2 separate regions of the Mus musculus genome follow, and region 1 is linked to region 2. Evidence: chromatin loops called from intact Hi-C (ENCODE). Cell type or tissue: left cerebral cortex. All regions are shown on one strand. Links, peaks and the distances in the headings refer to the core of each region. The heading gives the core; the rest is flanking DNA.

Region 1 (16,291 bases), core at 5,310-13,309, 240 kb after region 2:
TCACTTTCAATATATGAAGATTCCACAATCATTTTTTAAAATTTATTTTTATTTATGTGTTTGCCCACGTGTGTACAGGTGACCTGAAGAGCGTGTCAGAGCTTCTGTAGTTGGAGTTACAGGTGGTTGTGGGCCGGGAGCCACTTGAACAAGGGTGCTGGTATCCAAATTGCAGTGTCCTTTGTGGGGGAAAAGATCTCCTAGGCATACAGTGGAGCATGGCATTCTTTGAGTTCTTAATCAGGCTCCAGATTCAAAGGAAAGTTTGCTGGAACCAAGCCAGGAAATGGAAAGGCATCCTGGGTAGAAGTAGTTGAAGTTAAAGCCGTATGGAATGTGTCGGTCTAACCTGCTGTGCAGGTCACCATAAACCATCAAGCTGACCAGGTGTAGGGAGGGGAGGGGAAATGAGCTCACAGGATGCTCAGATAACTGCTGTGGTTAGGAGTTAGAATTTTACTCTCAGGACGCAATATTGTCTTAGGGTTTCCATTCCTGCACAAACATCATGACCAAGAAGCAAGTTGGGGAGGAAAGGGTTTATTCAGCTTACATTTCCACATTGCTGTTCATCACCAAAGGAAGTCAGGACTGGAACCCAAGCAGGTCAGGAAGCAGGAGCTGATGCAGAGGCCATGGAGGGATGTTACTTACTGGCTTGCTTCCCCTAGCTTGCTCAGCTTGCTCTCGTATAGAACCCAAGACTACCAGCCTAGGGATGGCATCACCCACAATGGGCCCTCCCACTTGATCATTAATTGAGAAAATACCTTACAGCCAGATCTTATGGAGGCATTTCCTCAAGGGAGGCTCCTTTCTCTATGTTAACTACAGCCTGTGTCAAGTTGACACACAAATACATCACTATTAAGCCTCAGCCCTTACTTTCTTATTCATCCGCAAGATCTAAATAACTTTAAAAGCCCCACAGTCTTTGAAAATTCTTATATATTAAATTTTCAATTCCTTTAAAATATCTAATCTCTTTTAAAATCCAAGGTCTTGCCGGGCTTGATGGCACACGCCTTTAATCCCAGCACTTGGGAGGCAGAGGCAGGCAGATTTTGGAGTTCGAGGCCAGCCTGGTCTACAGAGTGAGTTCCAGGACAGCCAGGGCTATACAGAGAAACCCTGTCTCGAAAAACCAAAAAAAAAAAAATCCAAGGTCTTTTTACAATTAAAAGTCTTTTAACTGTGGGATCCACTAAAATACTTTCTTCCTTCGAGAGGGAAAAATATCAGGGCACAGTCACAATCAAAAGCAAAAATCAAACTCCAACTGTCCAGTGTCTGTGATCCACTCATGATCTTCTGGATTCCTCCAAGGGCTTGGGTCACTTCTCCAGATCTGTTCTTTGTAGCACACACCTTGTCTTCTAGGCTCCAGGTGCCTGCACTCCACTGCTGCTGCTGTTCTTGGTGGTCATCTCATGGTACTGGCATCTCCAAAACACTGCTGTCTTCCTCTGCAACTAGGCTTCACCAACAACCTCTCATAGGCTCTCTTCATGGTGCCAAGCCTCAACTCCTTTGCTTGAACCCTTTAAGTCCTGGGTCATCAGCTGCAACTGAGGCTGAACCTTCACCAATGGCCTTCCGTGGCCTCTCACAGGGCCGAGCCTCAGCTGCTCTGTGTGACCCCTTTATGCCTTCAAAACCAGTAGCACCTGGGTGACTCTTTACACATTATCAAGCCCTGCTACAGCACCAGGGACAACCTTGGCTATCTCTTTGTGCTCTCAGAAAACACTTCCCGGAAGATATCACCTCAATGATGCTGGTCTCTTCTTAATCACCCCTAATTTCTTAGCTCCAGGTAACCAGCATCAATAGTCCCAGTAATGCAAAGGTTTTGCTTTAGTAGTTCTGGTATCTTGTTAATCACAGCTTATTCTTCAGCTCCAGCTAACCAAAACCGCAGAATCTTCACAATCAAAATAGCAACGGCCCTGATAAGAGTCTCTAATCTCCCCTCTGAAATTTCACAAGCCAGGCCTCCATCTTCTGCAGTGTTGCAGTGTTCGTTCTCTCTCTCTCTCTCTCTCTCTCTCCCTCTCCCTCCCTCTCCCTCTCTCTCTCTCTCTCTCTCTCTCTCTCTCTCTCTCTCTCTCTCTCTCAGCTTTTCAAGACAGGGTTTCTCTGTGTAGCCCTGGCTGTCCTGGAACTCACTCTGTAGACCAGGCTGGCCTCGAACTCAGAAATCTGCCTGCCTCTGCCTCCCGAGTGCTGGGATTAAAGGTGTGCGCCACCATGCCTGACTTCTGCAATGTTCTCAACACTATTTTCCAAACTCCTACACAACATCCTCAGAGCTCTTAAAACCAAATGGATCTTCTAGCCAAAAGTTCCAAAATTCTTCCACAGTCCTCCCCAAAACATGGTCAGATTGTTACAGGAATACCCCACTATGCTGGTACCAATTTGTCTTAGTCAGGGTTTCTATTCCTGCACAAACATCATGACCAAGAAGCAAGCTGGGGAGGAACGGTTTATTCAGCTTACATTTCCATGTTGTTGTTCATCACCAAAGGAAGTCAGGACTGGAACTCAAGCAGGTCAGGAAGCAGGAGCTGATGCAGAGGTCATGGAGAAATGTTACTGGTTTTCTTCCCCTGGTTTGCTCAGCTTGCTTTCTTATAGAACCCAAGGCTACCAGCCCAGGGATGGCACCACCTACAATGGTCCCTACCCCATTGATCACCAAAGCAAGTCCTAGATCCAGGTGTAGTGGCACACACCTTTAATCTGGACCACATCTTCTGCTGGAGACCTACATAAAGACATTGGAAGGAGGAAGATTTGCTCTTCTTCACCTGCTTGCCTTGTAGAACTGGGCAACTGCTAGATCCTTGAACTTCCATTCACAGCTGCTTCTGACCATTGTTGGGGAGTTGGACTGCAGACTATAAGTCATCAACAAATTCCCTTACTATATAGAGACTACATATAAGTTCTGTGACTGTAGAGAACTAATACAGAAGTTGGTACCGGGAGTGGTTCTAGAGGAGCACTAGAAGTATAAGGATGAATCTTTTAAGAATTTGGAGTTGGTTTAATAATTCCTGGCACCAGGCTGGTGAGATGGCTCAGTTGGTAAGAGTACCCGACTGCTCTTCCGAAGGTCCGGAATTCAAATCCCAGCAACCACATGGTGGCTCACAACCATCCATAACGAGATCTGACTCCCTCTTCTGGAGTGTCTGAAGACAGCTACAGTGTACTTACATATAATAAATAAATAAATCTTAAAAAAATAATTCCTGGCACCTTCAACTATTGAAACCTCTTCAGATACTCTCTCTCCTGGGAGCTCCGAGAATATTGAAGACATGTGATTGAAACTATATTTCAAACTTAAAGAAGCTAATGCTTTTGCTTATCTTGACAAATTAGGTGATTTGGCATACAAAACTTTCTACAAGTTGGGGGAAAAATCAGAAAATGACTTTGCTGGCTTGTTGCTCTTAGTATCTCTGGGGAAAAATGATGAAGGAAAAGAAGGAGTTGTATGATAAAATTGAACGGCTCGAGATGCAAGTAAACGATCTAAAAGTTTCTAAGTGTGTCCTTGAAGAGAATCTTCTCTCCAGCAGCCATAGAGCTCAAGTTGCAGAAAATCAAACTGAAGCCCTCATTATAAGGTTGGCTGAATTACAGCAAAAATTCAAGTCTCAGCCTCAGAGGGTGTCAGCAGTTAAAGTAAGGGCATTGACTGCCTAAGAATGGGGCCCTATAATTTGAGATGGGGATGTGTGGGAGGACCCTGTTACAGCTGAGAATTTTGAATCTTCGAATTCTCAAGGGTTTGCCCCACCTGAGGAAGTAGTACCCTCAGCCCCACCCCTTGAAATAATGCCTTTTCCACAGGAGGAAATTAACCCCTCAGACTCTGATAAACCAGCAGTGACTTTCGCTGAAGAAAATGTCAGACAAAGCAATACTGATGTTCCTCAAGGCCCACTGATAGTTTCTTCTAAACCAATAACCAGACTCAAGGCAAAGCAGGCCCCTAGAGGGGAGGTAGAAAGTGTAGTCTATGAGGAAATTTGCTACACTACTAAGGAGCTTAATGAGTTTGCTAATTCATTCAAGCAGAAACCTGGTGAATATGTGTGGGAATGGATTTTTAGGGTGTGGCATAATGATGTAAGGAACATAAAACTAGAGCAGGCTGAGTTTATTGGCATGGGCCCTCTGAGTGGAGATTCTAGGTTTAATATGGAAGCTCGCACAGATAAAAACAAATGCCAGAAGTTTGAATGGTTGGCTGAAGTGTTTATCAAAAGATGGCTTACTGAAAAGGAGATGGAGATGCCTGGTATCCCTTGGCTTTGTGTTGACAAAGGGATTTTAAGGCTCAGAGAAATTTCAATGCTAGAGTTATATGTAAGATTATATGTTGTGTAATCCTCCAGAATGGGAAGGCCCAGAAGATATGCCCTTCACCAATCCTATATGATGCAAACTGGTGAGAGGGGCACCAGCACATTTGAAGAGTTTTATTCTTGCACTTTTCCTTGTGGCAGACCTTAGGCTTGGAGGTGCTGCTGCTCAATTAGATGAATTAAATTCAATGGATTTAATTGGGCCCTGAGGTAACAAGGGCCAGGTGGCAGCATTGAATCGCCAGAGACAAGGTGATTGAAGTTATTATAATGGACAGCGTAGACAAAACAATGTATATAATAACATTCCCCATAGTGCTCAGCACAGGAGAGGTGAAATTTATAATGGCATGACTCGTTTGGATCTTTGGTATTGGCTAATTAGTCAAGGTGTTTCCAGGTATGAAATAGATAGGAAGCCTACTTCATATCTGGTTGATCTGTATAAGCAGAAACATTCTCAAACAAATGAAAGAAAGGCTTTTGGATTGTGGCAAAAGGCAATCTTGGCCAATGAATCAATTTCTAGACTTGAGCCAGTTTGCAGACCCAGAACCCCTTGAATGAAGGGGTGGCCAGGTTCCCCTGAGGAAGGCTCTTGATAAGACACCTAAAAGTTTTGCTGTTAGCCTTTTTCCAGTTCTTTCCCAGAGGGACCTATGACCTTGTAAAGGGTAACTGTACACTGGTGGAAAGGAAATAATCAGACTTTTTGGGGTCTATTGGATACTGGTTCTGAACTGACACTGACCTCAGGAGATCCCAAGAAACATTGTGGCCCTCCAGTTAAAGTAGGGGCTTATGGAGGACAGGTGATTAATGGAGTTTTGACTGATGTCCGACTCACAGTAGGTCCAGTAGGTCCCTAAACATAATCTTGTGGTCATTTTCCCAGTTCCAGAATGTATAATTGGGATATATTCAGAAATTAGCAGAATCTTCACATTGGTTCCCTGACCTGTAGAGTGAAGGCTTTTATGGTTGGAAAGGCTAAATGGAAGCCTTTAGAGTTGCCTCTACCAAAGAAAATAGTGAATCAAAGACAGTATCGTATTCCTGGAGGAATTGCAGAATTACTGCCACTATCAAAGACTTGAAAGATGCAGGGATGGTGGTTCCCACATCTCCCTTTAACTCTCCTATCTGGCCAGTGCAGAAGACAGATGGATCATGGAGAATGACAGTTGATTATTGAAAACTAAATCAGGTAGTAACTCCAACTGCAGCTGTTGTACCAGATGTAGTTTCATTACTTGAGCAAATTAACACATCTCCTGGCACCTGGTATGAGGCTATTGATCTAGCAAATGCCTTCTTCTCAGTACTTGTCCATAAGGACCACCAGAAGCAATTTGCTTTCAGTTGGCAAGACCATTAGTATACCTTTACAGTTTTGCCTCAAGGATATATTAACTCTCCTGCCCTGTGTCATAACTTAGAAGGGATCTTGATCGTTTGCCTCTTCCACAAGATATCAAATTGGTGAACTATATTGATGACAGCATGCTGATTGGACCAAGTGAGCAGGAAATAAGCAACCACTTTGGATTCATTGTTAACACATGCGTATCAGAGGATGGGAAATAAATCCAACCAAAATTCAAGGACCATCTACCTCAGTGAAATTCTTAGGAATCCAGTGGTGTGGGGCATGCAGAGATATTCCTTCTAAGGTGGAAGGTAAGTTATTGCACCTGGCCCCTCCCACCACCAAGAAAGAAGCACAATGTTTAGTGGGTCTATTTGGATTCTGGAGACAGCACACCCCTCACTTGGGTGTGTTATCAGGCCTATTTACCAAGTGACTCTGAAAGCTGCTAGCTTTGTGTGGGGCCTGGAACAGAAGGCTCTTCCAACAGGTCCAGGCTGCTGTGTAGGCTGCTCTACCACTTGGACCATATGATCCAGCAGACCCGATGGTATTTGAGGTGTCGGTGGCAGATAGAGATGCTGTTTGGAGCTTCTGGCAGGAATATGTCTGGAGTGCAGGAGATTCCTTAGGGCATCTCTTAGTACTACCATGTCCTGTGATTAAAGTCAATGGGAAACTACAACAGCATAATCCAAGCAGGATGACAAAGAATACAGACCCATCAGGAATGAAGGTATGAGTCACTCCTCCGGGAAAAGAGCCAAGACCTGCTGAGGTGCTTGCCTAGGGTGGAGGAAATACAGAATGGGTGGTAGAGGAAGTAGTTATAAATACCAGCTAAGGCCTGAAACAAGGATTATAAAGAATGCTTCTGTTTTATTTTGTTAAGAATACATTTGTCTTTCTTCCAATTTCTTTAACATCAACTGGTATTTGAGATACTAAAAGAATGTTCCCAAGGGACATTGCCCCATTGTAAATTTACAAATGCATTTGCGATTGTATGAGGAATAGTTTTATCATGTTAGTTGTATTGATGACCTTGTTATTGTGTCATGTGGACATGAGATATTATTTGTGTCAAGTTGACAAGAGGTGGATTGTGGTGGCTATTCCTGGTTGTCAATTTGACTATATCTGGAATGAACTACAATCCAGAACTAGAAGGCTCACCTGTGATCCTGATCTTGAGGCATAGTGGCTATGAAAAGCTTAGGCCCAGGCAAGGTAGTACATATGCCTTTAATCCCAGGAGACTAAGTAAGGCAAGTCCCAGATCCAGGTGGGCCACACCTTCTGCTGCAGACCTACATAAGGACATTGGAAGGAGGGCTCATCCTTCTTCGCCCGCTTGCCTTGTGGGACTGAGCAACTGCTAGATCCTTGGATTTCTATTCACAGCTGCTGCTGACCACTGTTGGGGAGTTGGACTACAGACTGTAAGTCATCAATAAATTCTCTTACTATATAGAAAATACTCATAAGTTCTGTGACCCTAGAGAACCCTAAATACAAATATTTTAAATAAAGCTGTGATATGAATGCTGTAAAGTAGGTTTCACAATCTGTTCCGAATTTATTATTGGAACCCTGCTGTTTTTAATATATAAAAGCCTCCACAGTATTGTGACTTACAGAGACAGACATAAGGCTGTACAGTGTAAAACTTGGGAATAAGGAGATTGCAAAGTAACCCTGTATATAACTGACACTGAAGAAAGGAGCAGTAGGGGAGGGAACTGAAAGAAAGAATGAACTCTGAGAGTAGGAGTAGGCTCAGGAGACGGAGTCACAGAAGCAAGTACATTTACCATACAGAAGTTGAAGTTTATTTTTTGGTTGATGGGGGTATAGTGAAGGGGGTGGGGGAGCGACCAGGGAAGCATTAGTCTAGGAGGCTACATTGCTGAACTCTCTAAAAAGGTCAATAAGCAGGGCGGTAGTGGCACACGCCTTTAATCCCAGCACTTGGGAGGCAGAGGCAGGCAGATTTCTGAGTTCGAGGCCAGCCTGGTCTATAGAGTGAGTTCCAGGACAGCCAGGACTACACAGAGAAACCCTGTCTTGAAAAAACCAAAATAAATAAATAAATAAATATCAATAAAATCTGGTGGTAGGCGATGAGGTATAAATAAGCCAGGTACCAGAGATAGAAACCGTAGTAACAGGAAGCCAACGATCAGAAAGTAACGGTTGCTATGCATGAAAGTACAGTATAATACGGTTCTGTGCCCTCCAGCCCAAATGAATTTATTTCCATTCTCAGGTCCTGTCACACATCTCCAATTCTGAGCCTCTTCTCTAGGTCTGACCCTTATCTGTAACTGAAATCTAGGTGATGGCACACACGTTTTCTCCCAGCACTTGGGAGACAGATCTCCGAGTTTGAGGTCAGCCTGGTCTACAGCACAGGGACAGCCAGGGGTGGAATGCCGACAAACTGGAAAAACCCAAATCAAACCAAACTTACTCATTCCCCGCTTCCCTTCAATTAACAAAAAGCTTAGACATGGTGGCCCAAGACTAATTCCCAGGACCTGAGGCGGGAAAATCAGCAGTTCAAGGCTATCTTCTGCTACACAACTTTTGCGACTATGCTTCAAAGAAATAGGTGCGGGTAGCCAGAAGTCTCAGAGGGAAAAAGGCACTTGCTGAGCAAACCTGCCAACCTCATTTCGATCCCCAAATCCCACCAACTCCTTCAAACTGTCCTTTAACCTCCCCACAGTTGCTAGGGCGTGCCTGTACTGCACAGTAACAATAAACATGCTCGTTTTAGAACAGCGTCTATATTACGATCCATCCCTCCCCAACTCCATGCCCAGTCTATGCAGGTACCATGCTCCGACGTCCTAAACAGTTTTTATCCTATTTCCCTGTTTTTTCTCAACTCTGAAGTCACTGCTCACCATTTTTTAACGTGAGCAGATTGCAAATTTGCCTTGCCACCAAGGCCTGTGCCCCCTGGGGGATCGTGCGGCAAAGTGTCTCGACGAACTGCCTCATCAGCTGAGGTGAGACGCTCGGCTCACGTGGCTACTGCAGTTGCTTTAAAAGAGCAGCTTCCTTCCCCCCTCAGGAAGTAGAACCCGCTCGCATCTAACGCCGGTTGGCTCTGGGAGGAAAATGACTGAATTATCAGTTGGCCTTGAAAGTCGGGTCAAGGAGAGTCCCTAAATTCCGCAGGCGCGTGACGTGACTGGGCGCCGCAATTCACCGGAAGGCGAGCGGGGTGGGCGGGGCGCGTAAAAGCGCCTCGACGCGGAAGTCACGCGGCCCCGGCGCCGCGGAGGTCTCCGTCTCGGCGTTCGGCTATTCGGCCTGGCAGCCTTTCTGGCGCGCTCGGCTGCTATCTGTTCTCTCGGTGCTCGACTCACCCGCGCTGCTGCCTCCGCTGAAGGAGGAGCAAAGCTCAAGATGGCCGACAAAACGCCAGGCGGATCTCAGAAGGCCAGTTCAAAGGTAGTTTCTTAGAGATCTCCGTCAGTCAGGGGGGTCTCTCACCGTGGTCGAGGGCCTACAGAAGCCTCTGGCCTTCGAGGGTTTCCTGGGGCGAGGGGCTGAGGCCTGTTGGCCACAGTGGGCCTGGCACCGCTGCACCAAGGTGCGCAGGTTGAGAGGCCCGAGCGCGCGTCCGTCCCGACTGGGATTCAGCCCCACACCAGCGTGCCTGGTGGCGAGCGGGGCTGGTCACCTCGTTCGGCTTTGTGGGTCAGAGCAGTGGTTCCGAGGTGGTCCGGCGTCCTTGTATCACCCCTTGCTGCTCTCGGAGGCTGCGGGCTAGAGGCTGGGAGAGGCGGGAAGGTTCCCGGTCTTAGATGCCTGTTTCTTCCCCCCTCGTCCTCCCTTCTTTACTTTGGCTCTTACTCGTTCCTGGCCTTACACGGTTTCTCTCCTTGCCGTCCAGGAAATTAGGCTGGACGGGTTGCAAGGGTGTGCGAGAGACCCGCCAGTGGAGGGCCTGGGGTTGGGACGTGCGGAGGGAGCCGCTCTCTGAGCCTCAGGGTTAGAGCCACACTTCCCATGTGATTTTCCTCCCACTTCCCGGGAAGTGAAAAGTGAACAACATCCCTCTTGAGGGCCGCAGACTCAGGGTCTCAAGCAGTATGTGGGGTTTCCATTGGAAAGGGAAACTACGGTAGACGTGGAAATTGCCCAAATGCCCTTACATGTGAGTTTATAGGGAGCCCTGTGCATTGCTTGGGAAACCGTTGAACTGTAATTAAGCGTTAGTAAGGTTGGGTTAACAATTGGTGTTAGTTGCCATTTTGGCCAGCGTGTTTAATCCCATTTATTTACTTATCTATTTTGGATTATTTTGCTTGGAGATTCTCGTCCCCATCTCGGTATTAAAGATGCCTAAGTACTGCCATAAACCAGTGGCGAGGCTTGAGATGCAGAGATAAGGAGTTGGATAACATTTAAAGAGTCTCGGAACGTAAAGTGTATGATTATCTGTTTGCATTTGCTGTTTGGTTTGAGAAACAAACCAAACTTGCTCTCTTTCTAATAAGGCTGACGTTTATTTATTTGTTAATTTTTAAATTTTTGCCATTTTGCTGAATGATTGCCCCAGATTTACTTAGCAAGTAGTAAAGGTCTTACTAGACATTCTTCAGAACTATGGGAGGGCCCAGTTCTGGTTGTCCTTACACCAGACCTTTACTGTAAGTCAGCTTCCTTTTTCTCCAGTAGTTTTTCCCCTCCTTCCCTTTCTGGGGGAGCAGGTGAATGAAGGGGTACCTCATGATGCCACTCCTCCTTTCAGACCCGTGACCAGGACAGGTACCCACATCCATAGTTACAATTTGTTTTGATATTCTTCTCAAAGCATTTAGTATTTCCTGCATGAGGCCTGGGTAGATTGAAAGCTTTTCAAAGTATGTGTTCAGACTTTTTTCTAAGAGAATACTTCTCAGGACTCTGTGTAGTTTTTAAGTATTAAGTAGCTTGTTGGATTTTTTTTTTTTCATTCACACTTGTCAGTTTATAGTCCTTTAGATGTCACCAAAGGGTTCCTTACTCGTGTCTGAAAAGGGAATATTTATACTCAAGAGTTTTGCCAGGATTTTTCCATGTAATGGAAAGTGTTGTAATGGAATGGCGAGGTTATAGGTTTTGAAAACAAATACGATACCTAATCTCTTCAGCCTCAGGTTTTCTTATCTTATTACAGGAAAAAAATTCTTTTATAGGGCTGATAGAAAGATGGAGTTACTGTAAATGTTAGTAAATCTTACTTCAGTTTCTAAGTCTATATAGATCATCCACCCATCCTGCGTACTAGGTTTTTGAGCTGGGTCTCCCGTAGCCCAGGCTGGCTTGAACTTTAACCTTCAGCATCCTGCTGCTCCTTCCTTGTATTTCCCAGAGTTGGGATTACAGGCATGTGCCAACCGCTTCCAGCTCCCTTTTTTTTAAGGAACTAGAAAGCACTGATTTGGATTATTAAGTGTTGGCCATCATAATGACCACTCAAATTGTTGTTGTTTTTTTTTAATTTCAAATGTAAGTCTAGACATTATTAGATTATAAGATCATTTTGGCCTTAGTACAATATTTGGAATTTCCAGGCTTGTATTCTGTGCTGTATATCAAGTAAGTAGAGACTTCTGTTTCATGCTCTTGCTATGGTAGTTACATTTCCATCAATTTGGGTAGAGGTGTTTATTAGTCATTTCTACACATTGAAAGAATATTTGTACAAGATATAGGGTTTTTACCATTGACCATGATGAAGTCTCTATCTTTTACAAAAGTGTGCATGTCTGTGTGCACACATGTGCACCCTCATGCCGCAGTGTAGATGTGACAGAGGACAACGCTAGGTTCTAAGGATCAAATTCAGGCCTTCAGGCTGTGTGGCCTATGTCTGCATTCTCTGAGTCATGCTCATGGCCCCATTAGTGTTTCTTAATTACAAAATACATAAACCACTAGTTATTTTTAGCTTTAAAATTAACTTCATGATGTACACAGTGTATGTAGTTCTTGCTAAGGGGACTTGATGGGGGGGCACCCTTCCAAAGTCCCTTTTATTTTATGTAATTGTTCTATACTTTTCATTTTTAATATCTCCTGGTAGACACTGAGCACATATTTTAGAAATAAAATTTCCTAAGCAAAGTATTTCATGGCTTCAGGAGGGGGTTTGGAGCCATATTGTAGCTTTGTTTCAGAGCAGTAAGACAGAACGTATGGTTGTTAACCTGAGATATTGCTAGATATAAAAAAATAAGTTTACCAAAAATGTGTTATTTTGCCAGGCAGTGGAGGCCCATGCCTTTAATCCCAGCACTTGGGGGACAGAGGGAGAGGCAGAGGCAGAGGCAGGTGGATATCTGAGTTCCAGGACAGCCAGGCCTACTACACACAAAGAAACCCATCTTGAGAAACAAACAGAAACAAAAAAGAAAAAATATTGTTATTTTAACCTTTGTTTGCATGTTCATACAAGTGAGGATTAGAAGACAATGATTATATTTCACTGTGTGGCAGTGGCAGTACCTGTCTCCTTTTTAAAATACTGTATTTTATTTGTTGCGTGTGATTGTACGTAGACCTGGCTGGAGGCTGGAGGACCGGCCGCTTGAAGGAGTTGGGTTCCTTTCCTCTATCACTTGGGCCCTGGAGATCATCCTTTGTCAAGGATTGTCAGGCTTCGTTGGCAGCAAGCACCTTTACCTGGTAACCCGCTCTGCCTGCTCCAGTACCTTTTTTCTTTTTTAAAATCATCTCTTGTGTAACACTTTCTGAGGAGATGTGAACAGACATCTATCTGCTTACTCTAGGTAGGAACTGACAGGAAGATACCAGCAAAGTCTAGCTTGGTGACCCAGTGTGTTTTTATGGGTTTACTTACAGGAGTGTGGTTTTTCCAGGTAACTCCGCTTTTCTGAGAGTCTTCTGGGTAGCTTAGCTGGTCTGTTTCAGGTGGCTTGGCTAGGTGGAGAGTATCTCTTCTAGCACTCCTCACTACTTATATTCCCTTGTAGGGTATCTGGTTAGTTTCAGGGACTTCCTGCAGCTTTTGGATTGTTTATTTTCTAAGTGTCTCTGCAGGATGGAATGTTCACCTCCATATTCTGTGTCTTAAGATCTACTCTCCATGCCGGGCGGTGGTGGTGCACGCCTTTAATCCTAGCATTTGGGAGGCAGAGGCAGGCAGATTTCTGAGTTTGGGGCCACTGGTCTACAGAGTGAGTTCCAGGACAGCCAGGGCTATACAGAGAAACCCTGTCTCAAAAAACAACAACAAAAAAACCAACCAACCAACCAAACAAACAAACAAAAACCCCAAAACCAAAAAAACCCCCAAAAACCCCTAAAACCAAAAAACCAAAAGATCTGCTCTCCAACATGGATGCTTAGCTGCACAACACCATCAAAATTGTCTTATAGAGGTAAATGAATGAAACAGGAATTACTGAATCTTTGAGCATGTAGTTCTGAATTGACAGACTGAGTACTAGTAAAAAAATAGTAATGCTTAAAAAATAGTAAAATTAGAATCTATTCACGGCTTGAAATTCCTATTTATTTCCTCTGTGTGTGTGTAATGTGGAGATTTAAGTGTGAAAAATAGTTTGCCAGCTTGAAACTGGACCTTTAGTATGCTATGATTGCAACTTTATCTTAAAATATAAAGTGGCGCAACTTTTTAGTGGTTGGTTGTGTTTTGAGTGTAAGTAGGAAGTATGGTACCACTTCTCCCATTTCTGAGAGAGAGGCTCTTACTATGTAGCCTAGGCTATCTGTGAACTCACTGTGTAGCCTAAACTGGCCTTGGACTCTATTCAGAGTACTAGGATTATAGACTTGGACATCTTGTCCAGCTTAAACCAACCCCCCCTCCCCCATTTTTTTCCCTTCTTTCCTTTCTTCTTTGCTCCCTCCCTTCCATTTTTCTTAGAGATGGTCTAATGGGCTAGCCTCAAACTCTCTATGTAGCTTTGGATGACTTTGAACTCTTGATCTTTGTCTTCCACATCCTGAGTGCGAAGACATGTACCAACTCCTCTGGTATATAAATATCGGGGATCAAGCCCATGGCCTTGTGAATGCTGGGCACTCTGCTAATGGAATTACATCCTTGGTCTCTGACCTTCTATTTTTTTTGATTAATATGTTTTAGACTTGATTTTAGATAGATTTATTTTATGTGTATGAGTGTTTTGAATGAATGTACATCACATTTGTGTCTGACATCCAAGGAGTGAGAAGAAATCAGTCCCTTGGAACTGGAATTACTAGTGGTTATAAGCTACCTGTGCCCTGGTTCTCAGTGAGAGCAACAAGTGCTTCTAACTCCTCCAACTTTATTTTTTTAGACTTATTTTATGCATATAATGTTTGTCTGTCTGTCTGTCTATATATGCACCACACTCATGTCTGGTGCTTGTGGAAGTTAAAGGTGGTATCAGATCCCCTGAAATTAGAGATAGAAGTTATACACACACTATGTAGATCCTGGGAATGCTGGGTCCTCTGCAAGAGAAAGTAACAAGCATTCTAAACTGTTGAGCAGTGGCTCTCAGCCTTCCTAATGCTGTGATGCCTTAATACAGTTCCTCATGGTGTGATGACCCCATCCTTAAAAGTATTTTTGTTGCAATTTCATGCTGTAATTTTGCTACTGTTACAAATCCTAATGTAAATCTGTTTTGGTCTTTTTTTTTTTTTTTTTTTTTTTTTGTGGTTTTAGGCCACCCCTGTGAAAGGGTAGTTTGACCATCACTACAGGGGTCACAACCCACAGGAACCCTGAGAACTGCTGTTTTAGATGGGAATCCGCAGCACTGTTGGTGTTAAGAAATATTCTCTACTGGACTGATTTGTTTTTTCAATACTTTATCTTTTACTTCTTTTGGCCTTTATTTCTGGAACTCTTCCCCTTGGAAAGTAAGCCTTAGAAAATACAGCCACTTAATTTAGTGGTAGGTGAATGAAGAGGCCATTCATTTGCTGTACAAATTGAAGACTTCTGTTTTTCTAACCCTTTTTATAAAGAACTTTTTTTTTTTGCTGGGATTATTTTTAAAATAAATTAAAATTAATATTGGAGTTTGCCTCTTAATCTGTGTTGCTGCTGGGAATCAGTTCTAGGGTCTTGCACACACACTGAGTGCACCCTCTGTCTCTGAGGTATATCTTCAACCTGGAAATAACAGTTTTGAAAGCTAATGATACTTGAGGCTATTGTTAGAATTATAGGTTTGTTCCTTAACTTTTAAGAAAATTTAGAGACATCAAACATGTATTTAAGCATTTTCTATTTGATAGTATTTGGGAGTGTGAGTCAATAATTAACTATATTATGCAGAATGTTTTAATGCTCTTGAAAGCAATAAAACATTCTGCATAATATAGTTAATTATTATCAGACACTATTTTATGAGTATGGGTGCTTTGCCTGCGTATATGTCTGCACCATGTGTATGGCTAGTACCCACAGGAACCCAGAAAAAGGAGTTACAGATGGTCGTGACCTGCAGTGTAGGTGTTTGGGTTTCAACCTGGGTCCTATGAATAGTAGCTAGTGCTCTCTAATCACCGAGCAATCTCTCCAGCCTCAAGTGTGTGTGTTTTTTGTTGCTGTGTTAAGTTAAAACCTTGGTTTGTGGCTTGAGTAGCTACTTACTAATGAGAGGGCAGAGTGGTGTGTAGTCTAGAGTGCGTTTTTGGGACGTTCTTGTATGGCATATTATATATGTCAATAGTTATCGAAACTCTTTCTCTTGCCTCATCTTGAGCTTGATGCCGAGATAAAACTCGAAACGAGAAATTTCCAGAGTTTGAGGGAGCATGCTGTGTATCAGGAGAGATAGGATAAATAATAGAGCTGTTTCTGAAAGTAAGGAAAGGATGCCTGCTTGAGTGGAGATGGAGAGCTGTCCAGAGCTTGGTGGAATTGTTTTGACTAGAGTTCTGAAGGTTGTATTTTGAGGAGAGAGAACTGAGTAAGATGAAGACTGCAAATGACTGGGAAATCAATTGTTAAGTGCACGTTCATGGGAAGAATAAAAAAAACCTAAGACTGGAAAGATAATGATTGGGCCAAATTGTAGAGGGATCTGAATGTAGGAAATAATTAGAGGGACTGGAAAATCCTTTAGGAGAGTTGTACCAGAATATGTTAGAAAGAATTTGAAGACCCAGTGGTTAGAGGTTACTGCATTGCTGGCTCTGTGAGGGATTACTCCAGATACTGCCCGTCACAGCCTTTTCTAGAAGCTTTCCCCAGTAATACTTCTTTCCCTGATAGGTTAACATTTGCCTGGCCAGATATGCTCTTGGTGGTATAGTCACATTGTTTCAACTTTCTTTTTTTTTCTTTAGTGTCTGGGGACATGGCTCAGCAGGTAAAGCCATGGCAACCTGTTGTTGCTGCTTTATTTAAAGTTTATCACATTGTAACTGACCTTTGAACTGGTTACTTTTGATTTTGAAATTTACCAACTTGATGGACAGTTACTCAAGCCATAACCTTTTTAAGATTTTTGGTTTACACTCTTACTTACTTACTGAAATGTTT
Region 2 (16,291 bases), core at 2,756-10,755:
CAGTAAAGGCTCAATAATGCCTCTTGCTACACTAATGGCCCTGCCTGTATATAAAGGTCATTTTATGTGAAGGGACTCCTGTTAATAAGTCTTTTAGAAAACTCTCTTGGTCACATCCTTGTTTCTTTTACTTTTATTTTTAAAAACAACATCAACATCAATAGTAAAATATAGTATCAAATCAAAGGAAAAAGTTTATTATCTTAGAAATCAAGATTATAGAGACTATTTTTTTCTTTTCTTTTTTTTTTTTTTCTTTTGGTTTTCGAGACAAGGTTTCTCTGTATAGCCCTGGCTGTCCTGGATCTCACTTTGTAGACCAGGCTGGCCTCGAACTCAGAAATCCACCTGTCTCTGCCTCCCGAGTGCTGGGATTAAAGGCGTGCGCCACCACACCCGGCATAGACACTATTTGTGCTTATATAATTTCTTTGTGCTTAACTTAAAGGAAAGTGCTATACATGTCTTTAGATATGTAACTAAGGATGGCCACACTATCCTCTACCCCTTTGCAATAAAATAATGTCTTAAATGATAACGTGCAAGTCAGAGAAGTCAGAAGATAGGTCTGTTGTTTAAGGATCTGGTATAACCTTTAGAAACTTAAACTTTTCATTTAATTCAGTACAAACTTTTCCCATGGTAAAACATGAAAAATAGAAGGAAAAAACCCATTATTTTCGAAACCTAAATCAAGATATACTTAAAATGCCACAAGTACGTAACAATCAAAATAAAGTCCAATTAGGTCATTTGTCTGTATTTGAATCATAGAAATGTATGAAAAGTGAGCCAGGGAAAATTTAAAATTATCCTAAAGTGACATAACCAGTAAGTTTCTTTTTAGAAAGTATCACACCCTAGATTCCAGCTTCATGGACGGATTAACAGACTCATTATCGGTGAGGGAGACTAGGCCTGTCCTTAGTTTTCTTTGCCGTGCTGAGGATGAAGCTGTACCCTCAGGCCATTACCAGGGCTCTAATCCTCGGTGCTAGCCAGCACTCCAGCTGATTTCCAGACAGGTAGTCTGCAGAGTACACACAGAGAAAAAGGGAATGGGTTGCTTTTCAGAATCAGGAAGGATACTACACGCCAAGTACCAGCATCATTTAGATGTGAGAGGCTTAATTTTTTTTTTTTTAATCTCCCATTTGTATCCCAAAACCTGTTTTCTTCTAGAATAAATAAACTAAGTTTTTGGCTTCTCAAATGTCACAAAACATTCTTCAAATTATTTTCGGTCATTTATTATGAAGCTGTATTTGGCCAGAAACTGTATTTGTACTTTCATTATACTCAAGTAAAAATCAAGAATCCTGTGGCGTTCCCATCCCCGAGTTTAGGTAAAAACGTGTTCCTGGCTTCCATGGTAAGAATGTAAATTGGCTTAAGTTAAAGAGAAGGGTACTAATTACAATAACGGAAGTGCAGAGGTCCCGTCGGCTTCAGAACCATTTGAGCCAGCGCTTTCCCTCCACACTCACTACTGTGTTGGTATCCAACATGCCACCTTTACCCCAAAGCTGCTGCTCTTCTTGGTTGTGTTGCTGATTATGAAAGAGTGCTCATCTCCTCATTCACATTCAGAAAAAAGTTGTTGATTTCTGAAAGCTGAATTCACTTAGGCTCAAATAAAGTTATTGTGGTAAACAGGATAGAACCGTTGTTCATCTTAGACGAGGAGCTTTCCATGTTATTGCTGCCCCTGGACAAGGGCTTCTAGGTACTTTTCTTTCTCCTCTTCCTCTTTCTCCTCATCCTCCTCTTCTTCCTCCTTTTCCTCCTCTTCTCCTCCTCTTCCATTTTCTCCTCCTCTTCTCCTCCTTCTTCCTCCCCCACCTCAGTTTTCTAGATAGGGTTTGTTTTTTGTTTGTTTGTTTTTTGGTGTAGTTCTGGCTGTCCTGGAACTAGCTCTCTAGACCAGGCTGGCCTCAAACTCAGAGATTCATCTGCCTCTGCTTCCTGATTGCTGGGATTCTGGGATTAAAGAGGTTGGCTACCTACACCAATACTTTTCTTAATTACCCCTTCCCTGTCAGTTGTTTGTTATTATAGATATTTTGCCTACATGTAAGTCTGTGTACCATGTTCAGATCTAGTGACTGTGGAGGTCAGAAGTGGGCTTCAGATCTCCTGGAACTGGAATTACAGATAGTTATAAGCCATTACATGGGTGCTGGGAATTGAACCCAGGTCCTCTGGAAGAGCAGTCAATGTTCTTAACTGCTGAGCTGTCTCTCCAGCCTTTTCATGTGAATTTTAAATGCAGACCTATGTTGTACATCTGCTTCTGTACTGTATGCTTTATACATAAAGTTTGTTTAGAGTACATGACCTATACCAGTTCAGTTTCATTCCTAGATCACTGGATGCCAAGAGCTTCCCTTGAAGCTCATGTCCACATAAAAGATATGGACAGCAAAAATATGGGTTCTGTTAGAATCCAGAGAGATATGGAGTGAGCAGGTGTTGCATAGGCAAGCAAGAGAGGCTATTTTTTTTCAACCTGAGAACAACCATTTTTCATATGCAGGCAAGTTGCAAAATCAGTTCGGATTAGGATTTTTTAAAAATTTTAACTACAGTACTCTATTGCCTAGAGTAGTTGTCCATTTTTAATTCACTCTTGAAGTAACTGCAAAATGGAATGTCTTGGATATTAGTGCTAGACTATCACAGCTCAGATACTTTGTATTTATCGGCTATGTTAGCCATTTGATCTTTCTGGACTTACATACTTCATTGTTAAAAGAAGTATAGTTCATTTATTTCCTGGGATGTAGGATTAAGAAATAGCAAGATATTTAAGTCACCAAGAATACCATCTTTTGTAAATGCCAGGTTCCTTTCACTAGTTTACTTTCCTTTCTGAAAATCCTTTGTTGAAACTTGTGGTTTACAAATATGAAATTATTAATTTAAAATGCATCAACTCCATCATGAAAGTTATTTTTCACAGAATGGATGTAACAGTTGCCAAAAGTAGGACTTACCATAACCATAAATCTTATTCAGGTATGGGGTAACTCTCTCTACAGTATAATTTACATGAAGACTAAAGGAAAATCATATTTTAAATTGCATATTGTATGTGTTGGTTGCAGAAAAGCTTACTATTAAGTACAAAGATAATCTGTAGATTGGTTTCAGTTACATGACTATGACCAGAAGAGGCTGACGTTTGTGAAAATTAAAGGTAAGCTGTTCATGCATGTCTATCTTTATTTCCTAGGATAAATCTATTAGTACAAGTTTGCCTGTCTTAGATCTAATAGATGCCATTGCACCAAATGCAGTCCGTCAAGAAATGATCAAGAGAGAGCACTTGACTGATGAGGACAAACTGAACAATGCTAAGTAAGCCCCTCTGGTCTCTGAGACCACAGCGATCTGCTCGTGTCCCTTGCAGGGACACTCTTACCTTTTAAAGTACAATTTCTGTGGGGAATATGGTTTTAAAAAGTCCTTAGCCTTTTTTATTAAGTTAATCATATATATATATATATATATATATAAATCTGCTGTTAAAAGAACAAAAGGAAGATAACAGATGCTAAGATGTCTTCCTTTTCTTTTTAAGATACGCCATTTCAGTTGCTCGGAAGATCGGTGCCCGGATATACGCGCTGCCTGACGACCTCGTGGAAGTGAAGCCGAAGATGGTGATGACTGTGTTTGCCTGCTTAATGGGGAAAGGATTGAACAGACTGAAATAATGAAGCGTTTACTGTGATCTGCCACACTGTACGCACCAAACGTCTCAGTTTACAGAATTTTGAAATGTAGTGGGTATAAAATCCGAATATCTGTATGCTCAAAATAGTTCTGTATCCAGCAATGAAGAATATCTTGTCCATACCAGTTAGAATTTGTCAATCTTTTTTTTTTTTTTTTGGATAACACAATTACCTTAACAATCAATACCAATGCAGGAATGTCTTATCAAGCTGCTATTTCATAATTAAATTATTTTATTTCCTAAGAGTCTTAACCAAAATAAGACTAATCATTCTTTTTCATGGCTCAAAAAAGACCTGTATAAAGTTTTGTCAGGTCCTTCTATTAAATGTGTTTGGATTTTTTTTTTTTTTGATGTGTTGTTTAAATTTTGATTAAAAAAAAAATGTACCTAAAGTCATAATCTCACTTAATCCTTTTGGTTTTTCTCCCTTTAGCTGTGTAAAGTGATCTAAAATTTTCTGTAAATTTCTATATGACATAAAAATTTAAAGGGATAAATATAATCCATCAACATTAAACTTTTTTAATACGAGAACTAACTCTTGAATAACCCCCACGTTCACTCTCTTGTTTAAGCTGTAGGAGATTTTTACTTACAGTTTGTTTGTAGCTCCATTGTTACTTCACATGTGCTAGTCTGATAACACAGCTTTGTCTCCAGCATCACATGTGCTAGTCTGATAACACAGCTTTGTCTCCACCATCAAGCATAATACTATATGTTGGTAGGATGTTACACATATGTATTTCTCTAAGTCATCTGAGTTACCCACCTTTTCTAAAATGGTATGTATTAAGTGGTCAGCCAGCCGTTAAGTATTTATTTTGCCCCCACAATGTGTGTGACACTTTTCAATTGTGGATAATCTGATCTGTGGAGATCTGTTTTGCAAATATTAATTCTGAATGTGAATATCGTTATTTTTCACCTAACTGCTTTCAAATACTTTTCAGCCAAACATTGGATAGAATGTCCTAACTGACACCAATCCTATCCTGCTAGAATCACATCACACTTACTACTCTCAGGCTACAGGGAAACCTACATCACTGGACATGCCCACCAAATGGCTTCTGTAGAGATCTGTGTATATAAAAGCTAATGTCCGTCGTAGTTTTTCATGGTCTCCTGGAAACAGTTGAGGTTTGTGTTCCTCTTTTCCCCAGAAGTTTTAGCAGTAGAGAAATTCTGTTGCTCATAGTTGAAGCCAGGAATGAGCTCCCCGGCCCTCCACTTTAGTGCCAGTGAGCAATAGTGCTATGCAAGGAAAGTGCTGTCACCTCTCTCCGTGTGAATGGGTTGTCCGCCTCCTCCTTGTCCACTGATCAGAACATACAGCAGGAGGGAGAGTGTCTGTGTGTTTAGGGTAGACTTTTATAAATGAAGTACTGACAGGTGGGATTCTGAAATATATTCTTCTACATGAAATGTCTTCGCCTTTTATATTTTGGTGATTGTTTTCTTATATGAAGACACAATGCTTCCGCTCCTTTCCTGAGATTATTTAAATCAAACCTCTCTGATTTTTCCCGCTGTCATATTTACTAAAACAATCTGAATTACATGGAATTTAGCACTTTAAGGTGTTCTTTTTCTCACGAAATATATTTAATAAAAATGCTGTGTATGTAGAATTTGTGTTTATTTCATTTAAAGAATAGAGAACCTTCAATACTGATCTGTTAGAAGCTTATTTCCTCACAAAAGACTGCAACTCCTATGTGAAGTAACACAAAAGCTGTTTCTTTAGTGTTTTTTCTTTCATATGAGAAAAAAATTAATTCTAAAATTCTAGTGTTTTTATTATCATTGTATGTATGGATGATACATGTGTATGGGCATGCATGCTTACATGTGGATATCAGAGAACAAATTTGTTGGGTCAGTTTTCTCCTTACACCTTCATGGGAATCGAACTCAGGGCTTCAGGTTTGAACAACCAGCACTCTTATCCACTAAGCCATCTCACCAGCCCTCATATGAAGATTAAAAAAAAAAAAAAGACAAACTGCGTGATTGTTATAAACTTAGTTTGTGATGAAATCATTTGAGTGGATAAAATAATTAGCATTAATTTATTGTCTCCAGTGTCCAAGTACCACAACTAGATTCTTGGACCTCAGCTAAGACAAGTAGAAACAGCCTTTTGACTTACATCCTAGTAGAGACGGCCAGCCAATAAAGCAACAACAAGAAATGAAGCAGGGAAGAAACCGAGAGACCATTGGAGTGGGGGGAGATTTGCTGCAGACTGACTGAGAGCAGAGGGGGAGGTTTTCTGGGTAGCGAGGTCAGGGCTCTCTGAGGAAAAGCAATCGAGTGGGCGCCATGAAAAAGAGACAGATGTGCTCCTCGGGAGTAAAGGGAGGAGAACATGAAAAATATCAGTAGCATCCTACTTGTAGGACTAGATCTAAATCTGAGTTTCTTTCCCCTCTCTGGCTGGAGTTGTGATTCCTCTTTTGGTTTCTGTTTTGTTTGCCTGTGACTTGATGGAGTTGCTTAGAGTAATATGCCACTTTTGAGTTTTTTGAATACCATTGTTCATCATAACTCCAATACTGATCTACATATCACATGTGCTAAGTATGTAGGTATTGTTAGAATGTCCCAATTTATGCCCGCTGAGCAGTTTGTCTGTATCGGAGACAATCCAAAAGCCTGCATTATAATTATCAGCTTGCCTGAAGTAGGCTCTCTAGTGCTTTGGAAGGTCTCTTAAGATTACTACCAAAGAGGGTTGGAATTCCCTCCAGTCTTAGAAAGTAATCCAGTCCCATAGTTCTTTGGATAAAGAATCTGTGTATGGCTGTGAGTCATTTGAGTTAACTTCAAATACTGAAATTTCAGATAGCGCAGGATTAGATTTCTACTACTGGCTAAACATTTTGCTGAGCAACAAAGGAGGTGCATATACAAATGTATGGGCGCTCCTCTCTCCCACTGGCTTCACCTTGAGCCTCTTGGAAATTTCACCAAACTCATAAACTTGGAAGTGTATTAAACATTACACGACAACGGGGAGATCATTTAGAAACAAAAACTGGAGCAACTTGAGATTATCATTTACATCAAATACAGAAAACGTTTGAAAAGATGACTTCGACATCAAAGACTTTTAGAGAATATCTAAAGAGAACATTGATTTTTAAGAATTAGTAAGTTAAATGTTGAAAGAGAAACTAATGGGACAAAGTAGCCTGAATAGGAGAGGCAGTATTCCCCTCAAATTTAAGTACATTTATCCATTGCTTTAAAAATCTAAATCTTAAACGTAGAGTTCAGATTTTCCCCCTAGTGTTGACTGCAGGAAGCAATTAAAAATTATTGAAAAGATGCAGTTTTCAAGTCGCATTTGCTGGACGTCAGACAATTGTTGTCTAAATAGCGAATCTCTTAAAATTAGATAGGATAAATATAACGAATCCACTAAAAGGACTTGTATGGCGAGTAACTCCTAAACTGTGCTTATGCAACGGTTATAGGTCGCCTTTGACTTACATGCGAATACTTTTATAGTGACTTTGGAAATATCAGGAATGTTAGACCATATTAAATCACAAAGATTGTTTTTAAAACGCCTTTAGGAACGAGGGAACTGTAAACACAAACTCCATAATCAGGTTGCTTTGGCCAGGCTTTAGGACAATTCCGTACAGGATTTCAAGTAAACGTTAATCCTTCAGAAGCTCCTTGGCCCTTTTCTGTGCTGCAGTAGCAGCAGCAGCACAAACAGGCAGCGGATAAAATTACCTGAAATCCGCCACCAAGCGGTTCCCATGCCCTCAGGTGCTCAAAGATGCTGCAGACGCGCCCAAGATGCTAGGCGACCGACCAGAGAGGCGCGTCAGCCCTGGAGCCCCGCCCCTACAAGCCCCGCCCCTAGCCCGGCTTCGCCTTAAGCCCCGCCCCGGTGTCGTCGCCTCCGCGGGGCTGAGGATGACGTGAGGAGAAAGCCGCGAACCTCTGCCTCCTGTGGGTGCTGCTGGGCCAGCGGTTCCCACAGCCCCGGAGCCAGACGTGCTGCGAAGCGCACCGCCGAGCTCTCCGGCCGGCGGCCCCCTCACTCCCTCCCAGGCCGGGCCGCTCCCTGTGCGGCCCCTGCGGCTCCTGGCACGGCCCCGCGCTCGGCTGCCGCCCTGGCGCGCTCCACTCTGTCGTCCCCGGACGGGCGCGGACCAGCTCGACCGGGGCGCCGGCGGCTGGGCAGAGGGCGCTGGCCCCGGGGCCGCGCCAGCGCGGCCACCAACCTGGGGCTGTCCGTGGAGGGCGAGTGCTGGTTTCGGGGCGAGGCGACGCCCTTCGGGGCCAACGGGCCGCACGCCGATGTGGCCGTGGGAACGACTCACCCGTTTTCCAGCTCGGGGTCGGGGTCGGGGTCGGCGCCCATGGGGGCCCCGCCTCCGTCTCCTGGCCTGCCCCCGTCGTGGGCCGCGATGATGGCGGCCCTGTACCCGAGCACGGACCTCTCGGGCGTCTCCTCCTCCTCCCTGCCTTCCTCCCCATCCTCCTCGTCGCCCAACGAAGTGATGGCGCTGAAGGATGTGCGAGAGGTGAAGGAGGAGAACACCTTGAATGAGAAGCTTTTCTTGCTGGCGTGCGACAAGGGTGAGAGCTAGGCCCCCTTCTCCACCTCCGGACACCCTAGCACCCACTCCCCGGGTCCGGCCCCTGCCTCAACTTAACTCCTGGCACTCGTGCTTTTCCTTGTGTGCAGCGGCTATTCCCACCTCTGTGCAGCCCGCAGGACTTCTGCCTAATTGAGCTTGAGCAGCAGGCAGGTAGGGCGGGGGCGGTGGACTCGCGCAGGTGGGACGTTTCCATGGCGAGGAGGGAGCCTTGATCCCAAAGTTGCCCCACTTCTGTCACTAATAAACTCTAGTTTGAAGTTACTTCTTCCTTTGGGAGCCAGAGGCTAGTTTTGGACCTAATCCGAAAATTCTACGAATTTCCCTTAAGACTTCTCCGATTTATGGGCTGTCACCTTGTAGGTTTGTTGTTGTTGTTGTTGTTGTTATTTTTAAAAAAGACTTTTACTTCTGTTTAGCATCAGCCAGCAGTGCCTTAGCCTGTTACAGTTGAGTAGTATCCCATTATCTTTAACACAAATAATACGAAAAATCCTGCCCTAGTTGCCGAAACTTTCCCCAAATTTCTGGAACCCCTTTTAAATGTCGGTATTTTTTATTAGGGAGAAAGATTTATTGCTTCAGAGAGTTGGAGGGAGGCAAAGGTAGTAAAAAAAAAAAAAAAGTAAATATAGGCGAAATAATGTGGAATATACTGGTTTTGAATCTAAAAATTGATCACTTTCTGGCCACATTAAAAGACAAGCATGGAACTTGGTTGCTCCCAGATTGCTTTTATCTCTTATCTGAAAAACAAAAAAAGTACTGAAACATTCTCATTCCTCAGTTAAGCAGTTGGATGTTGAAAGGCAGTGTTTATTTGGGAAAACGTTGTTGGAACCATGCAGACTTCTGAAGCCTACTTCCAGAGGCCAGCTCACACTATGGGAAAACTAGTTACAGAAGTTTTTGGATTTGTTCACATATAGAGGTTTAAGTCAACAACATCTCCCTAAACCTTTTAAAGCATTTGAGATAGGTTTTTGTTTTTTTTTACATGATTATGTTTAATCTTAGCCAGGCCAAAAGGCAATCCCTTCTTGACATTTCATCATGGATTTAGAGCCAGGATGGGGAGGGCAGAATTCCCCGTGTCCCCTGGTTCCTCCTAGTTGTCTTCTGTCACCTTCGTGAGAGGCTTGCTGCATTATAAGGAAGGATGCTTTAGGTTTCTGTAGCAGCTTTGTGTGCCTCGGGGCTCAGGATGGTTTCAAAATGTGCAACATTTCCTGGAGAATATATGCCACTGTTGTATTAACACCTTCCTTAATATATTTAGTGGTACTTTCTGTTTTCCCTATTTTGGAGGAGATTTGAAGGGTGTGAGGTTAGGGAGGAGAGCGGTTTGGGTAATTAAGAAGCAGAGACCTGAGTATTTGGTTGAGAAGTTTTATATTGGTAGTCAGCACCTAATATAAAGATGTGTATGATGAGGAAAATAATTTGCATAAAGGAGGGGTGAAGAGAGTATAATTAGTATGTAGGGTACTGGAGCTATATAGGCATCGTTCTATACAGCTCACAAGTGTCACTGGTTATAGAACTTAAGCACTCTGTACAGGGACATTTTGTAAATCACCAAAGCTTTAGAACACACTAGTTGAGAAGTGTACCATGGGAAGTGGTTCGCGGTTATTTTAATGAAGGATGGTAGAGCAGCTAGCTACCTTACTGGCATATCTACTGACCTCACAATGTGTTTCGTTTTATTCTTTTTAACTTGCTGCTCTTTGCCTTGCTATTATAAACATGAAGTTCTTAATTGTGTTAAAGCATTGGACAAAAAGCTCTATTAATGAGTAACTGACTACGTCCATATTCTTTAAGAATTTTTCTCTAATAAAGATTTTTTTTTTTGAGACAGGGTTTCTCTGTATATCCCTGGCTGTCCTGGAACTCACTTTGTAGACCAGGCTGGCCTCGAACTCAGAAATCCACCTGCCTCTGCCTCCCAAGTGCTGGGATTAAAGGCGTGCACCACCACCGCCCGGCCCCATAAAGATGTTTTCTTTATGTGCAGTAGTGAGGAAGAGTAAGGGTAAAAATGTATGTGTATGTGCATAATGGATATCTCTGAGCACACACAAGTTAAGCTTCGGTTTAGCTTAAGTGGCCTAATGAGGTTTGGAAGGCAGGCTGGCCCTAGTACAGAGTCCTCTCTCCCCTGGGACGTTAAAAACACATTACCCAAGTGAAACATTAGTACATTGTGTGTTAAGAGACTGAAGGGTGTTTAAAGGTTAAATCTGAATGTACAAGCACTGTTGTAATCTCAGTTTCTCTTGTCCCTAGTACTATAAACTTCAGACTGATTGCACCAAATTTAGTGATGCCAAAGAACCTAAGACTAGGAGTAATAGTTTAATATAGGTAATGAGAAGTTCAAATGTTACTTAGAAGCCATAATTGATAACATTAAAAAGCAAAAGTGAACGATCAGGACTAAATTCCAGCACCAAAGCAATTACTTATGAGTTCCAGTAGGATTTCTTTGGGTTCCAAAGCTTTTTTTTTTCTCTTAATCTGTTTTAATATTAATTAGAAATATTTTAAGTAGAGTGTCATAATTCCATGTCAAAAGTATTTTGTAGAAAGTTTGGTTTGAAAAGATTTATAAATATTCTGACACAAAAGCTTCCCACACTTCACAACTAGCCTCAAATCTAGCTTGGGCCTGTAGTCCATGTTGGCCTGGAATTCACTATGTAAGTAGTCTAGGCTGACCTCAAACTTACAGCAACCCTCCTGCTTCTGCTTCCTGGGTGCTGGGATGATAGGCATGAGCCACCACATGTAGCAAAACTGATCAACATTAAAGCTGTCATCATTTCAGGAATGGTGAGATTTACCACCATATGTTAGAAAGTCAAAGGAGAAGCCAGTGAGGGAATGGAGAATCATCTTTCCTAACTGATATTGTAACACTTCTCTACTGAATTTCTCTTAAGGATTTATTAGAGTTGGACAGAGGAAATTTATTGTTGCGATACATACTATTACAATTGCTAGCCCAGTTTCCAGTGGACTTCATAGATTCCAGTAAAAATAGTGCCCATTGAGGATGCTAGAAGTCCACAAGTTATAAGAATAATATGCTTTGAAGAGGAAGGGCTAGAACATGGGTGGCTAGCTGATCCCTAAGCCAAATCTGTTTTTGCAAAGCCTGTGAGCTAACTCTGACTTTTACATTTTGTATCTTAAATACTAGGAAATGTTTCTAATTAAAAGAAAAGTTTTATAACATGAGAATTCTATGAAATTTGAAAAGTTTTATTGCTACACATCTTCATTCATTTCCGTATGCTCTGTGTCTGCTTGGATGCAAAAGGGTCTGAGTACACTTGTGACTGAGGTACCACGTCCTACAAAGCTTAGCATATTTTAATGCCTGGCCCTTTTCCAGAACAATTTTGTTGCCCCCCCCCCCATGTTAAAGTACAAAGCATTGAGTAATAATACAGAAAAGAGCCCACTGTGAACTGAATCCAACTTCATTTTGGACAAAGGAAACTAGTTGTTTAAAGGGTTAGAGAGGAGTGTGAGTTGAGGTTCAGGGAAGTGAAAAATTATAAAACAGCAGGGAAAATTTACAAAAAGTGGGTGGTTGATTTATGGTAATCCAATGTAGATTTGTTATCTGGCACTAAGGGGGCTTAGATGGCTATCCTTTCAGAGGGGCCAGGAATTGGGCCCCCATCTTCAATGCTCAAATGAACTGAGAGTGATGCATTGGCAGCCATGACTTTTCTAGGGCATGCATTTACAGAGAATCAAGCTAGTAATGCAACCTAGAGCTATTAGAAAGTATGGTGATGTTTTGTTCAAGGCTTTATGGGCTATGATAGAAGCCTTGTTGGGGGGGGGGAGCATTAGCTTGCTTAGGATTTGGTCAAAGAGAAAACTTTTCGGTGGGCATATCAGTTAAGAGTCTTTTTCATACCCAGAAGGATGGTCTTGGTTTGGATGAGGGTTTGCTGTGTCACAGGGACAGGGAAATGAGTATGGGAGATACTCTAGAGATCGGACTGAGATGACTTGCTGTTTCGTTGCCACAGTAGCTATGAAATAGACTGAAAAATTTTTCTTCTTTCTTTGTTGAACAAAGACAACTGTCTAGTGGCTGGGGAGGTAGCTTGGCAGATAAAGTGCTTGCTGTGCAAGCCTGAAGCCCGGAGTTTGGGTCTCTGGCCAGCAAAAGCAGAGTGCATTAGTATGAGGCTGTAAACCTGGGCAAGCAGATCCCTGGAGCTTGGTGGGAGCCAGTCTAGCCAATCAGTGACCTTTGAGCTCAGGGAGAGATCCTGGCTGGCAGGGGCTGGGGGAGGTGGAGTGGCGGTAGTAGAAGACCAGCCTGAACCTCTAGCCCCCTCCTCGGCACCCACACAGACAGAAATACACACACACATACTTCTCACAGACTCACAAATAAAAATAAAATTTAAAAGCAACTATATTATCAGAAACATAAGGGGATTATATTGATTTTCCAAAGACGAGATGTAACTTGCAAACAGTTTCCCTATGAAAGAACAGAGTATCTGGCATTGCAGGCATTGTGACTAGCATCTGGGCTGTTAACTTCCCCTTTCACATATGTATTGGTCCTCACAGTGAACAGCTGTTCTTGCCTTTATGACATATCACTTTAAACGACTTGTAAATATAAACTGTAGTAATGGAGCAGCAGTTAAGAAGGCACGGCTGGAAGTATTGCAGAGTTGCTGAAACTCCACAACTTTAGATTTGGAAAGCCTAATGATGCCAAGAAGGTGGATTAAAATGAGTACCTTCACCTGGATATGCCTGGATATGCCTGGATATGCCTGGATATGCCTGGCTAGCGAAGCAGAGCTTGATGGGTAGCATTCTCCTATCCATAGGCTTAGAATCAGATTCATCTGAAATACTCCTAAATGTTACTTTTTAGCAATAGTGATGTCATTTTCATGGATTATTCGGACACTCTTGGTGTAGCTGACGACTTAAGAGCATCACTTCATCAGTGGAATTTAAATGTTAATTAGTGCTGTGGGAGAATGATTTCATGACTAGTTTTTATTCTTGAGACACCTAAGGAGATGTGTTGTCAAGAAAACTAATATTCAGCTTCTTTTAAAATGTACAAGGACCATAAGCGGACATCACAAATAATGGAAAGGTTTTAGTTTTCACAGATGAGATCTGTTAACTTACTTGCAATATTGCTTTTCTTACTCATTTAGTCTAATGTTTTCTCTCTGGGTATCATGAAATTATTTCTTCTCCTTCCAGTTTCCACTCTGATTATCCTTTTCCTATTTCTTACAGGCATCTAAAGAATTACTGTATGTGGAATGTTTATTTGTTTTGTGTTTAGAACAGTAAAATGGAACAACTATCCCACTGCATTCTTTCTCTAATGAGAGTTTCCCTTTCGGTTTTTATTTCTTTTTTCCTCACACAGTCTCATTAGTGGGCAAATATAATGGGCCTTTGGTGACAGTAATCCCCATCTTCCCCACATGGGATGACAAGTTTGTGGCCTTCAAGTTAGGCAGAAGACAGCCTGCCAGCTCCTGGTAGATCAAGTAGTCATAATAGCCCCAACTTAGCTTTCTGTGAGCTGGATGTTTTCTGTTTACTAATACTCTACACCTCCTCTTCCTTAACAAGATGGTGTGTGTGTGTATGTGTGTGTGTGTGTGTGTGAGTGAGGTGGGGGGGAGAGAGAGAGGTGTGAAAGGAGAAGAGAGGGAGGGAGTTAAGGAGGGAGGGAGGAGTAAGAGCATTTAGGTACCCTTATTATGCATACTGTCAAGTTCATATTACTTTTTAAGTGTATGCTTCCCCTCTTTCTAATATCTTCTCCCTCTGGTCTCCATGTTAACAAATCTGGTGCATGAGTAAATGTGTATGTATTTGAGATCTAAAACTAATATCTTTTAAGTTTCATTTTATTTTTCTACAGTAGCCGCCAGCCTGTATTTCGGGGTATTCTATATTAAGCTGTTTTACATATCTTCTTTAAGTTTTTCTCCTTATACCATCAGGAATTTTAAATTAGAGATTTTTATTACATGTTACACATTTATATTTTTCTACTTCTGTTTTATATATACTGTTTATATCTGTATTATTTTATCAAGATATACTTTTTTTCCAGGAAATGTTCACATTTTCTGTGCACATGTCCACATGCAAAGCAAAAATGAGTTTAGGTATTTTTAATCTTTTAATTCAGCAGGATAAAATTTTCTATATAGTCATTCTTGTTTAATGTCTTAAGTATTAAATTATGTTTGTGTATTGTTATTTAGGTGACTATTATATGGTTAAAAAGATTTTGGAGGAAAACAGTTCAGGTGACTTGAACATAAATTGCGTAGATGTGCTTGGGAGAAATGCTGTTACCATAACTATTGAAAACGAAAGCTTGGACATACTGCAGCTGCTTTTGGACTACGGTTGTCAGGTACAAGGCTAGATGATTTTATCCAGTAGCTTCTAAGAATGTTAGCTATGCCTTGCTTTCATCTGTCCTTCTAGCTTACTTTCTTTTTCTTCGCTTTGTTTTCTTCTCTTCCTTTGTCTTTCTTCTTCTACTTGGTTTTAAGCCCCTAAAAAGTTTACAAAACAAACCAAAATAAGCTTTTTAAGTATAATATTTTAAATTTATTTATATTTTTCTTCCTGTTTCCTTTCCCTGCATCAGACGGAAGTAAACTATCATGAATTATTAAAGCTGACATTATTTTTATTACTGATAGGATTACTATTTGTATTATATACCTAAAAATAGTGCGAGTGATCTAGAAGCGCAAGGGGACAAGCTTTTCTCTGACCTGGGTTATTTATAGGCACATGAATAAATGTTCCTCACAAAACAGTTTACAGTTCAATTTGGTTTTCTCCTAAGTTTATTATGTTTTCCTTTTTGTTTGAAATTTAGTGTTTGCTTTCATCTAAAGATGAACGATTTGTTTTTAAAACTGGAGAGGAAAGAACTTTCATTTGTCTTTGTATCTGTTAAGGTGGAAAAGCAGACATGCATGTACGTTGTGAAGGTATAGTCTAATGCATCATTTCCTGTTCCTTTTTGGTTCACTCAGGATAAATAGCATAGGAACTCTGATCTTCTGTTGTAGCTGTAACGAGGCAGAGTTTTGGAGTTAGATCAGGAAGCGCTCACAGCATATTTTTTAAAGTACTGTATGTGGTTTTAGGTACATCCCTATTATTTATATTATAATACAGTATCATGACTGATATATAAGCCTGTGTGTGTATATATGCATGCACGCACACGCATACACACACACACACACACACACACACACACACACAACACACACAACACACACACACACACGGTATAGAAAAGGGAATTGGGTATCCAGTCACTTAGCTGTCTAGAACACAACAAGAGACTAAATCAAAGGTCTTCTGTACCGCTGTACTGCTAGAGTCGTTTTGCTGAAGTTTCTAGGTTAAATTTAGTTATAGAGCACTTCTTCAAAGTCTCTATTTTTCATTTTAGATTTCGTTTTTAACTTAATTTTTTATTTTTCTGATCTGAAGAGAATCAGTAAAGGCAATAAAAGGGGCATTAGAGCTGTAGCTAAACAAAATGAAGCTTGGGACCATTCACTCACACTGTTTAGTTAGAGGTTGTCAGCACTGCATGTCTGCTTGGTGATTATGCTTTATAACAGTGGTTTAGCATCAGTAAGGGAAATTAAAGTATACTCACTAGCTTAGTGAGTATACTTAAGCTTTCACCTTAGATGAAAGCACATATATGTATGTATGTATGTGTGTGTGTATGTGTGTTATAAAAACAGAAAACTTCCATTAAAATTATTTAAAATTTAAAATTAAACACTTAAAGGCATAAGCTTCAGTTACCTAGGAAATAAGACTATAAAGAAATTAAGTCATT

The links. Peaks named below come from ENCODE experiments on the same cell type or tissue, not always from the same donor. Only the 100,000 strongest peaks of a DNase experiment are listed, where the experiment ranks them.
Region 1: it touches region 2 in a loop (2.0-fold over the local background); 1 of 42 quality-filtered maps calls a loop at or near these places.

The regions. Positions count from the first base shown.
Region 1 is chr9:95,504,745-95,521,035 of GRCm38, reverse strand. U2surp (U2 snRNP-associated SURP domain containing) reads left to right here and starts at 9,040. Exons shown (of 28, transcript NM_001357974.1): 1 at 9,040-9,219. The coding sequence starts at 9,175. In left cerebral cortex, for the core only: a CTCF peak has its summit at 8,731; DNase peaks (open chromatin) are centred at 6,497, 8,180, 9,046, 9,774 and 1 more place; H3K4me3 peaks cover 2,600 bases; H3K27ac peaks cover 1,789 bases.
Region 2 is chr9:95,741,730-95,758,020 of GRCm38, reverse strand. Trpc1 (transient receptor potential cation channel, subfamily C, member 1) reads left to right here and starts at 7,673. Exons shown (of 13, transcript NM_011643.4): 1 at 7,673-8,353; 2 at 14,670-14,824. The coding sequence starts at 8,182. It overlaps Pls1 (plastin 1 (I-isoform)), which reads left to right. Exons shown (of 16, transcript NM_001033210.3): 15 at 3,236-3,360; 16 at 3,584-5,379. The coding sequence ends at 3,719. In left cerebral cortex, for the core only: CTCF peaks have their summits at 7,037 and 7,735; DNase peaks (open chromatin) are centred at 7,658, 8,404 and 9,427; H3K4me3 peaks cover 3,092 bases; H3K27ac peaks cover 1,237 bases.